Linked DNA regions of Homo sapiens: region 2 is linked to region 1. The links are chromatin contacts, found by Hi-C or POLR2A ChIA-PET in ENCODE. All regions are on one chromosome and are shown on one strand. The core of a region is the stretch at or near the end of the contact, and the rest is flanking DNA. Distances in the headings are between cores, read along the strand shown. Region 1 has its middle 7.1 kb from the start of CREB5. Region 2 overlaps CREB5 (cAMP responsive element binding protein 5).

Region 1 (5,128 bases), core at 1,777-4,276:
CAAAATTGACAAATGCGATCTAATTAAACTAAAGAGCTTCTGCACAGCAAAAGAAACTACCATCAGAGTGTATAGGCAATCTACAGCATGGGAGAAAATTTTTACAGTCTAGTTGTCTCTTGTTAAACAACATTTCAAAGTTGATACGCACCTGCACCTCCAATCCAAGAGCATGGCATTTTTGAGTTACACCTGTTAGGATTTCAAGATGTGATTCTGAAAACTAAATCATACTAGGGTTAATAATTATACAACCACTGGTGTAAAAATGCATTTGTATGTCAAGACTGGAAGGGTAAAGTGTGATGGCTTCAACTAGAACATCAGCTTGTATAAAATTGCTCTGTTGCCCACAGACTCAGTGCAGATTTGTTAACCTAAAGGTACCATCTCCTTCAAATACAGCTGGCTTATGCTAAGACTCAAAAACTGGACTCAGGGCCAGTTGGATTGATTCCTCCATCTAACCCACAGAACTTCAATATTACATCTTATATGCAATTTTATGTAACTAATATTTATTGAGCACATTCTAAATGCCAGGCACAGGGCTAAGCACTTGACATGAATTATTTTATTAAATTCTCCCCAAAACCTTACAGGGCATAATAATATCTAAGACTATTTTTTCAGTAACTACTAGTGTCAGACATTGTTTTAAGCATGTTACATATATTAACTCACTGAATCCTTGCAGTATCCTAGGAGATAGATGCTGATATTATCTCCATTTTGTAGATGAAGAATCTGAACTTCAGAGAGGTAAAAAAAAATTGGCCCTGATCACACACCTAGTAAGTGACAAGGCTACGGCTGTCAAATCTCTTGCTGTCTGCTGCCTTTCCTCTCAGCATGTGAGCATGGAGCTGGGGGTCTGGTGGATCCTGTCAATCATATGTCTGTGGGCAGCACCTGACACATAATTTTTGAATCCAGTGCTAACTGAAAATGCAGGGCCTCTTGTTTAAAAGGCAAGGGAAAAGTGCCACCGAAGATAATAAATAGAAAGTTTTTTCTCTCTTGCAAAGTCAGTCTCTTGACTTGTCATGGTATGTTTTATTTGCTATTTAATGTCACTTTAAATAGCAAAAAATTAAAATGTTACATTATTAGCATTAATTTTACTGTTCATCTTTACATCCTGCACTGCTAGTTTTAAATGTAAATATAAGATCACTTAACTTGTATGTGAAATCACTCAAATCCCATAATTTGTATGTCATGGCCCGTACATACATATGTATTTTGTTCTTACCAGAACGTGGATACACTGTACAAAACAAGCTCAACCACCTTTATTTCACTTCTTGATGTGCACACGTTCTGCCAACTCTCTGCTTTCTGTTTACTTGTGATGAGGAAAGATGGAAAAGAAAAAGAACTATGGGCCGCCCTATCTTTCTCTTGCCTTCTATGTCATCATTTTCAGTGTATGTGGTTGCCTAACACAGGGGCCTAATGCAGGTAAGATAGGGTTCTTGGTTGTTTATGTTTCTTGGGATGCCATTGGTTTTTTTTGCATCCCAAGAAAGTTCTGGTTTGAAAGGAAAGCGTGACCTCTCAGGGCTGTCAGCCTCACCTCTCCTCTCCCATCCCACTCAGTCAGAGAGATCATGAATTTACCTTGTATTTGATTTGAGTCTTGCTGGATTTCCATGCACCTTGGGTCCACTGGAATTTGGTGCTCCTGAGGCATCATGAGCAAGAAACAGCAGACATGCCGTGATCACCAACCTCCTCATGCACATGCTCCACCAGGCTTCTTTTATAAAGCATAAGTTCAAAGATAAAATTATTAAGAATTTCAAGATGGTGACAGTGAGCCTTAAACCAAATATGGGACCATTCTGAGCATGAGATGAGGCCCTGTGTGACCAGGTATCACAGGCCATGAAGCCAGTCCTGTCTGTCTGGAATGGCTTTTGATTAACCAGGCACAGAGTTTGCATGGAGGCTGGTGGCTTTTCCTACTCACTGCCAATCTCTGGCTTGTTCTCAACTTTCCTGATTCTTGCATCCTCAAACCAACTTGTGCTCAGGACTACCAAAGTATGGGGTGCCTTCAGGCAGGCACTGGGACAGGCAACAGCAATGTGGGTTCTTTTCTCATCTCTGCCATGCCCCAGCTGTGCAATTCTGGGTAAGTTACTCAGCCTTTCTAAGAGTAAGGTTCCAGCTGCCTCACAGAGTTGTGAAGATTAACAGAGAAAATGCACATAAATCCCTTAGCTCAAGGGTTGGCACAGAGCAAATGCTTGGTAAATGTTAGTTAACAGTGTTGTGGTTTTCACAGTTTTGGATGCATTTTGCAGTTTCATTTATTTGGAAATCTTTATCCCTTCAAATAAGGTAATGAAGAAACCTGGTGAAGACCCATTTTAGAAGGGATGGAAACTTCCCAATGGGACGATAGCTAGATGTTTAACCACAAAATGGGCTTCAGCAGCATCCCTTTCCCCATCACTGTTAATTTAGTTAAGAAAAGCCTAAAATAAAATTTTGGAAGTGGGAAAAGGTCACTCTGAGTGATGTGGGCAGAAGGGATGAGGAGAAGCCTTCTCTAGGGATATGTTCATCTTTTTGGGAAGCTGCTAGAGGATTGGTCTCTTTTCCTTTTTTTGAAACAGGGTCTCACTCTATCATCCATGCTGGAGTGCTGTGGCGCAGTCACTGCTCATCGCAGCCTTGATCCTCCTGGGTTCAAACAATCCTTCCATCTCAGCCTCCTGAGTAGCTGAGACCACAGGTGCACACCACCATGCCTGGCTAATTTTTAAAAACTTTTTGTAGAGACGCTCAGGCTGTCTATGTTGCCCAAGCTGGTCTCGAACTCCCAGGCTCAAGTTATCCTCCCGTCTCAGCCTCCCAAAGAGCTGTGGTTACAGGTGTGAGCCACTGCGCCTGGCCTTGATCTCAAGCATATGAACTTTGGGTCATATTTTTGAGTGTCTCAGGCTGACCTCTTTTCTTCTCCGTCATCAGCTTCCTCCTGGATCCCTGCCCATCTATGAATTCATTAAACTAGAGTCACTCAAAGGATGTGTGTGTGGTGGTGGTAGGTGGGGAGTTCCCCAGACGCTTGCATCAGAATCACAAATGCAGAATCCTGGACCCAATGCCAAACCTTGGAACTAAAATCCCTGGGGACGTCTGACTCAAGAAACTGACTTTAATAAGTTGCCTGGGTGTTTTTTGCTTACTCCACTAAGTTTGAGAAGTTCTTTGGGAGCCTAGGAGCTGGGAAGAAAGAGACCATTTTTTGTTTTCTGACTTCAGCACTGGGCAGATCTGCTAATGTTTGCCGAATGTTGGAGAAATGACTGAACCCAAAGTACAGAGCTAAAGAATTTCTTCCCATCTGAGGCCTCTTGGGATGGTTTTATTCAGGCCTGATTAAGCACTAGTAAGGCTGTAAATGTCTTAAAATACTAAAATTCTTCCATGGGAGTTGGTAAATACCTAGTGCTTCCCCACTGGCCCAGCTGCCTAGTCCTCTCCCTTCCACTGCCCAGGATCCAGCAACTAAAGGTCTCCCAGGGGTCTCATCTATTCTCATTGGTCACTGCAGGTGCCAGTCAGCTCTGCATAGGTCCAACCTCTCTGCCACCGCCAATGGTACCTCGGGGGTTGGCTGTGTCCAGCCTATACTCCTGTTCTGTGGAGGGAAATGGGATGAGCATCGGGAGAATCTTGGGTGGGTGGTACCCCAGCCAGTTTACCTTGGTTCTGGTGTAAGCGCCCCTGTCTCCACACGTCTGACAGGCCACAATGGATGGAGTCCTGGTGGGTGAGAGGGCATTCCTAGTGGTGGTGCTGGCACCCCAGGGGGCAAATGCCCCAGGCCATGGCCACCGCCAGTGGAGGCACCCTTAGAGATGCTCTTGCATAGCTGCTCTCAGCAACTGCAGCCTCCATGAAACTCTGGCTCTGAGAAATCCTGGGAGAGACTGAGTGAGCATGAGGCAGAAATGTGAGTCCACAAACACAGGGGCTCTGCCAGCGCATTTGACAGATGAGAGGGCTGCTTGGTCCAGATGACACATGCAGAAGGCAATGTGGGGCTGGGGGAATTATGGGGTAAAGGTTCCCTTTTCATTTATTTAGTTAAGTTTGTAAAAAAAAAAAAATCACCAAATGCCCACCTATCACAGCATTAGCCAAAATACCTTTATTAATAAAAAGAGAGTGAGTGCTTCCATAGTACTTGCCCTGTGCCAAACACAATTCTTTTTTTTCTTTTTTCCTTTTATTTTTTTTGAGACAGAGTTTCGCTCTTGTCACCCAGGTTGGAGTGCAATGGTGTGATCTCAGCTCACTGCAACCTCCGCCTCCCAGATTCAAGCGATTCTCCTGCCTCAGCCTCTCGAGTAGCTGAGATTACAGGCACCCACCACCACACCCAGCTAATTTTTGTATTTTCAGTAGAGACGGGCGTTTCACCATGTTGGTCAGGCTGGTCTCGAACTCCTGACCTCAGGTGATCCACCTGCCTCGGCCTCCCAAAGTGCTGGGATTACAGGTGTGAACCACCGTGCCCGGCCCCAAGCACAATTCTTAACTCAAGTAATAAAATTCTTAACTCGAGTCGCTGTAGTTATCATCACCATCCTCATTCATAGTTGAGGCAACTGAGAACCAGGCGTCAAGTAGCAGAGCTAAAATTTGAATTCAGGCAGGCTGACACTAGAATCTACACTAATAAATACCTCTTCTTTTCTTCAGTTTACATTTAGAAATGATTTGTGTGTGTGTGTGAGATCTGGAATATGTAAAAATCTCAGTCTGTAATATGACAGCTAGAAACCTTTTGCATGAAATTGCAATGATTTTATTTCTACAATAAGTAGAAAACTCAGTGATGAACTCTGAATAAGGCTGTGAGGATCAAACAGTCATCAGTCCCTGTGGTTTCAAGGAACACTAAAGGGCAAGGGGCCACTTAAACACTTAAAAACAGAAACAACATGCTAAGCTCTTCCATTTAGTATGTCAAAACCAGCTCAGAAGTATGTGACAATCCAGGCAATGTATTACAGTTTCTAGCCAGTCCAGTCATGATTCTCTGGCAAACTGCACCGTCATGGTTGTGATGCATTGGGATGAGAGGTACTATATAAATGTCAGATGT
Region 2 (5,128 bases), core at 699-3,198, 340 kb after region 1:
CTGGAGGGTGGAAGTCCAAGATCAAGGTGTCAGTGGGGTGATTCCTCCAGAGGGCTGTGCGGGGAAGAATCTGTTTCAGGCCTCTCTCCTTGGCTTGTAGATGGCCAACTTCCCCCTGTGTCCTTCCCCGGTCTTTCTTCTCTGCTGTGTCTGTGTCCTAATCTCCTTTTCTTTTTTTTTTTTTTTTTTTTTTTTATTATACTCTAAGTTTTAGGGTACATGTGCACATTGTGCAGGTTAGTTACATATGTATACATGTGCCATGCTGGTGCGCTGCACCCACTAATGTGTCATCTAGCATTAGGTATATCTCCCAATGCTATCCCTCCCCCCTCCCCCGACCCCACCACAGTCCCCAGAGTGTGATATTCCCCTTCCTGTGTCCATGTGATCTCATTGTTCAATTCCCACCTATGAGTGAGAATATGCGGTGTTTGGTTTTTTGTTCTTGCGATAGTTTACTGAGAATGATGGTTTCCAATTTCATCCATGTCCCTACAAAGGATATGAACTCATCATTTTTTATGGCTGCATAGTATTCCATGGTGTATATGTGCCACATTTTCTTAATCCAGTCTATCATTTGATTCCTAATCTCCTTTTCTTATGAGGACACCAGTCATATTAGATTAGGGCCCATCCATATGACCTCTCATTTTACCTTTAGTACCTCTTTTTTTTTTTTTTTTTTTTTTTTTTGAGATGGAGTCTTGCTTTGTTACCAGGCTGGAATGCAGTGATGCGACCTCAGCTCACTGCAGCTTCCGCCTCCCACGTTCAAGCGATTCTCGTGCCTCAGCCTCCCGAGTAGCTGGGATTACAGGTACACACCACCACGCCCTGCTAATTTTTGTATTTTTAGTAGAGACGGGGTTTCACCATGTTGGCCAGGGTGGTCTCGATCTCTTGACCTCAGGTGATCCACCCGCCTCGGCCTCCCAAAGAGCTGGGATTACAGGCATGAGCCACCATGCCCGGCCCCCTTTATTACCTCTTTAAATGTCCTGTCTCCAAATACAGTCACATACTGAGGTCCCGGAGTTAGGATTTCAACATATGAATTTGAGGTGGGACATGGGAGGAACAAAATTCAGCCCATAGCAGTTTCCTAAACTGAAGATTGCTTAAATATTAAAATCTTAAACAAAATCCTAACCAGGATGCAATGATTTGCCTTTGCAAAATCAAATCTCGAATTCCAGTGGGAGTTCTCTAAGGATCTGTAAAGCCTAACTGTGTTGGGCTGGTCTTTCTCAGGAAGAGACCTCCCTTGAGAATATTGTAGCTTGCAGACTGGTTCATTTATGAAGCTGAAAGCAGGCAAGAGAGGTGCCCAGGGTACAAATATAGGAAAGAGCTTGCTCTTGGCTGTCTGCATGCTGACCGTGTACTGTGCATTTGCACAATTCTGAGAGTGAATATCTCTTTAAATCTTGTGCCCTGAACATCTCTCTTGCTCCACGCTGGTCCTTGCACTTCTGTAGAGGAAGGCAAACAGTATTCATAAGTTGTAGTCGCTCTTTCAATGATGTTTTGGCAAACATCTAGTATTCAAGTGTTCTCAGAAGTTGATTGAAAGTGTGATTGTTAACACAGGCTGGGGGAAGGAATACGAAGGTGTCCTAAGTCATTTCCTTGTTAATAGTGACAGCCACTGAACCAGGAATAGATTTTGAGGTCCTTGTGCTGTATCTCTACATTTGTAACCCAATGTCATGCTTGCTTTTATTTGGCTGCATTCTTAGCCTTGATGCTAGATGATGACCTAGAGGACAGCCCAGGATTTGGGAAGGGATTCCATGCCTTGATTTGTGAATCCATAGCCAGGCTCAGAATATGCTGAGGTCTTTGGCACTGTGTCAGTGATATGATCCTCTCAGAAGTGTCCAGCTCTATTCTGAGAACGGAGCAGGCGCAGATGCACCTCATCTCTGCCAGTGGCTGTGGCTGTGAACTTTAGAAACCCATTCTGCTATTACAGAGCAGAACCCCAAGAGCTAGAGCAGATGATCCACACCTCTGGAGCATGCTGCTGTTCTAGCAACAGGCCGGAGCTGTCTAGACAGGAGAGAGCTTTCCTTCTTACCCCTGGCAGTCCTTGATCTGACCATGGAGGCAATGCTGTTTTCTTTCCAGAAGTGGCGTGGTTAGTGAGGCAGTGAATGTTGCTGTCTTTTAAGAGACCAGCTAGGACACCTAAGTCCCAGGCTTTCAGGATGAACATTTTAGTGCTCTGGCTCCCTGCTTTTGCCTAAGAACACGCACTTCCTCCAAGAACCTGCTCAAGCCCTCCTGGAGGAAGTCCAGATCAATGCTTCTACTCACTGTCCTCAGCTCAGTGCCTTGACATGAATTTGCAGAGCCTGATGAAATATTTTCTCATTCTGAGGGGAAAATCAAAGCCACCTCTCCCCTTCCATCTGACTATTCAAAATGTACCAGAATTTCCTTTAGAAGTTGATCTCTAAGGAGGTACAAAGCTACTTTTGCAATGAGCCCCCTTTTTAGTATTACGTGAAAGTTCCACCATTAATATTAGCAAAAATGAATTCTCTAGGGACATGGAGAGAAAGAAATTTTGGTTATAAGGTCAGTCTGCCTGTAACTTTCTCATTCTCTCACTCTATGTAAAGCAACAAGAAAAGTTGTAAGTTCAACATGGCATTAGTCTGTAGAGGCTCGTTTCAATACCACAAAGGCTACTTCCAGCTAAATTTTAATAATCTAAGGCCTTGCTGCTCAAAGTGGGGTCCCTTGACCCACAGCACCACCGGGGAGCCCTTTAGGAATGCAGAATCCCTGGCCCCACCTCAGACCTGCTTTTTAATAAGATTCTCAGGTAGCTCGCAAGCACATTAAGCTGTGAGAAGCACTGTTTTAGGAACTAATGAACCTTAAGAGATTCTGTCCAAAGACAGGAAGATTTGAATTATCTTCTCTACCCAGAAGCTGATAATTAACTTTAGCAGTTGTTAGAGGCGATGGTTTCTTCCTATCAAGTCCTTTTGCAGATGGTCCCTCTCTTATCCATTCTGTTTGAGACCCCTTCAGTTTGTAATGAAGCTTAATTGATTAGCTCTATTTGTGAAAAGCTCAGGCCCTAATAAGCACACTCCCACTGGGTACACAACTAAATAGTTTATGAGGTAATTCGTATTTTAATGTCTTTCCTAATGAGCCCTTTCAGTAATGAAATCCCCTGAGAAAACGTTATTGGTTCCCAGACGTTTCTTAGGCTCCTAGGGCAGGAAGGCTGATGAAGGTGGAAACATGAGGCTCTAGAGTAGAAAACAGTTTTCAGTTCAAAACAAGGCAGATTCTTTTCTTCCCCCTCAAGAAATATTTCAAATATGGCTTTTCATACCTTATTTTCTAAATCCTTATCTTCTCAATCATTTAGAAAAACTAGAAACAAGACTTTTTTTTTTTTTCCTGAGGCTGTTGTGGAATTCCTTTCCTCTGCAGTAAATAAATAATATGAGGGTTGCCAGTGTGTATGATGTTATACAAACAAGAAAGACAGATGGAGAGGAAAAGATACAGGGAGACAGAAATGTGTGCACACACACTTGTGTGCAAATACACACACAGCACCTGCTTGGTGCCTCAATGTTCTTTGTAAGTCTGTATTTAAATCTTCTCAGCATCATCACTTCTGTAATAGTTGATAAATGTGTCAATCCCTCCTCATTAAGGGTGAAGCCAAAATGAGTCCCATAATGAGAAAGAAGCATTTAGAATAGCAAAGTGGCTGAGCAACAAGACAGTTATCTGTAGCACAGCAGAATTCGATCCAAAGGGAGTTACAGCAAATTCCCTTTAAGTGAGGAAGGAAGCTGTGTCACAGGGGTTTGCTGGCAGCTGTCTGGAACCTGCAGTGGTGAAGGGACTCACCTTTCTGCTCCGAAGCTGAGCAGAGAGTAGACACACTCATTCTTGAGCCCTAATTTGAAGCCAGACAGCAGGCAAAGAAGACCAGTCCCAGCGTGTTTTTTTTCCAGTCTCTCCCTCTGAGAAAGCTTCAGACACCAGGCTGGGTTGGCCAGCCTGACACAGTGCCTGTCCTGTAAGTGATGGCAAAGCGTATCCTGACCCTACTTTACCTAACACGAAGATCAAAGCCTCCCAGCATGTAATGGATGCTGAAAAACAGCCTTTGTTTACCAGTCTTGCCCTTTAACTTGTTAAGGGCGCCCCTCCCCTGAAGAAACACACTTTCTCAGCTGGATGCAGGAGAGGGAACAGAATTGTGGAAGATGTCCTTAACAGGCCCTTCTAGAATCACTGCTCACGGTGGTGTCTCCATTCCCATAGGAGGAAAGCCAGAACCACAGGCCAGGGTCAATGAACGTATTCCAGCTGGGCCTGTGGCCATGTGGCTGGCTGCAGATTTTGCTTTGTTACCTGATGGCTTTGGATAAGCAGGATAAAAAATAATGACTTAATAGACCATGAGTTTTAATAACATGTCTGCAGGTCACTGGGAACAGGGACAGCATAGAGCTCATGTGTAGTGTTTTGCTTTGTTTTCTTGACAAGCAAAATGAGTTGTCTTCATGGGTACTGTATGCAAATCTAAATCTCTACAAGCCAAATTTTGTGGTAAATTCTGTGATCTGTGGGTATGTCAGGATTTTATGAATGAGACAAGCACATATATGTGTAGGACTTCTTTGAAATCCCAGTTATCACTCTAGCTGTCACTATGAGGAAGAACAATGTGTGGGCAAGGAAAAGCTCTTTGCTCAAAGCCAGAGCCAGCAATCTTGAGGACAGAGACAGCATTCTAAGTGTGATCCTGCTAAAACTAGAGAGAATGTGTCCAAGCCAAGGACGACGAATTACTAGAGCTCAGTGGTATGAAAAAAGAAGAATCTCAGAGTTCTGGAGAAAATTCTTTAAATACCCAGGGCAGGCTTTGTGGAGGTACCTTCATCCTTGAGAAGAGAGACTTCAGTATCTGTGGAACAAGTGAAGCTAGAACTTGGCATCGGAGCATAGTGCTGAGCAAAGAAGCCTCTACTCAGATAGATTTGAGTTACCACGGCATGCCAGTGAGGAAAAGCAGCCTGCACAGGCCCCAGCGTGCAATGAGGATTTTAAGATGGTTTGTAGGTCTTGGCCCTCC

The links. Hi-C counts contacts between places; a loop is a spot of excess contacts on that map. ChIA-PET counts read pairs that join two places held with the same protein, here RNA polymerase II (POLR2A). Pooled maps may share reads with other maps.
Region 2: a map of mammary epithelial cell shows a loop between it and region 1 (2.5-fold over the local background). The contact joins two enhancer-like sites. A Hi-C loop is called at or near these places in 2 of 168 maps with a recorded cell type or tissue (PC-3 and mammary epithelial cell) and 4 of 50 pooled maps. POLR2A ChIA-PET finds 5 or more read pairs at or near these places in 3 of 52 experiments (GM10248, GM12878 and HEK293T).

The regions. Positions count from the first base shown.
Region 1 is chr7:28,402,810-28,407,937 of GRCh38, forward strand. It overlaps a transcript of CREB5 not described here. Among named protein-coding and RNA genes, the nearest start is that of CREB5, 7.1 kb to the right of the region's middle. Within about 2 kb of position 3,027, at least 2 of the 41 ENCODE cell types and tissues checked have a DNase peak (open chromatin) inside an H3K27ac peak, as active enhancers do.
Region 2 is chr7:28,743,668-28,748,795 of GRCh38, forward strand. The region is part of intron 7 of CREB5 (cAMP responsive element binding protein 5); the gene reads left to right. Among named protein-coding and RNA genes, the nearest start is that of TRIL, 210 kb to the right of the region's middle. Within about 2 kb of position 1,949, at least 5 of the 41 ENCODE cell types and tissues checked have a DNase peak (open chromatin) inside an H3K27ac peak, as active enhancers do.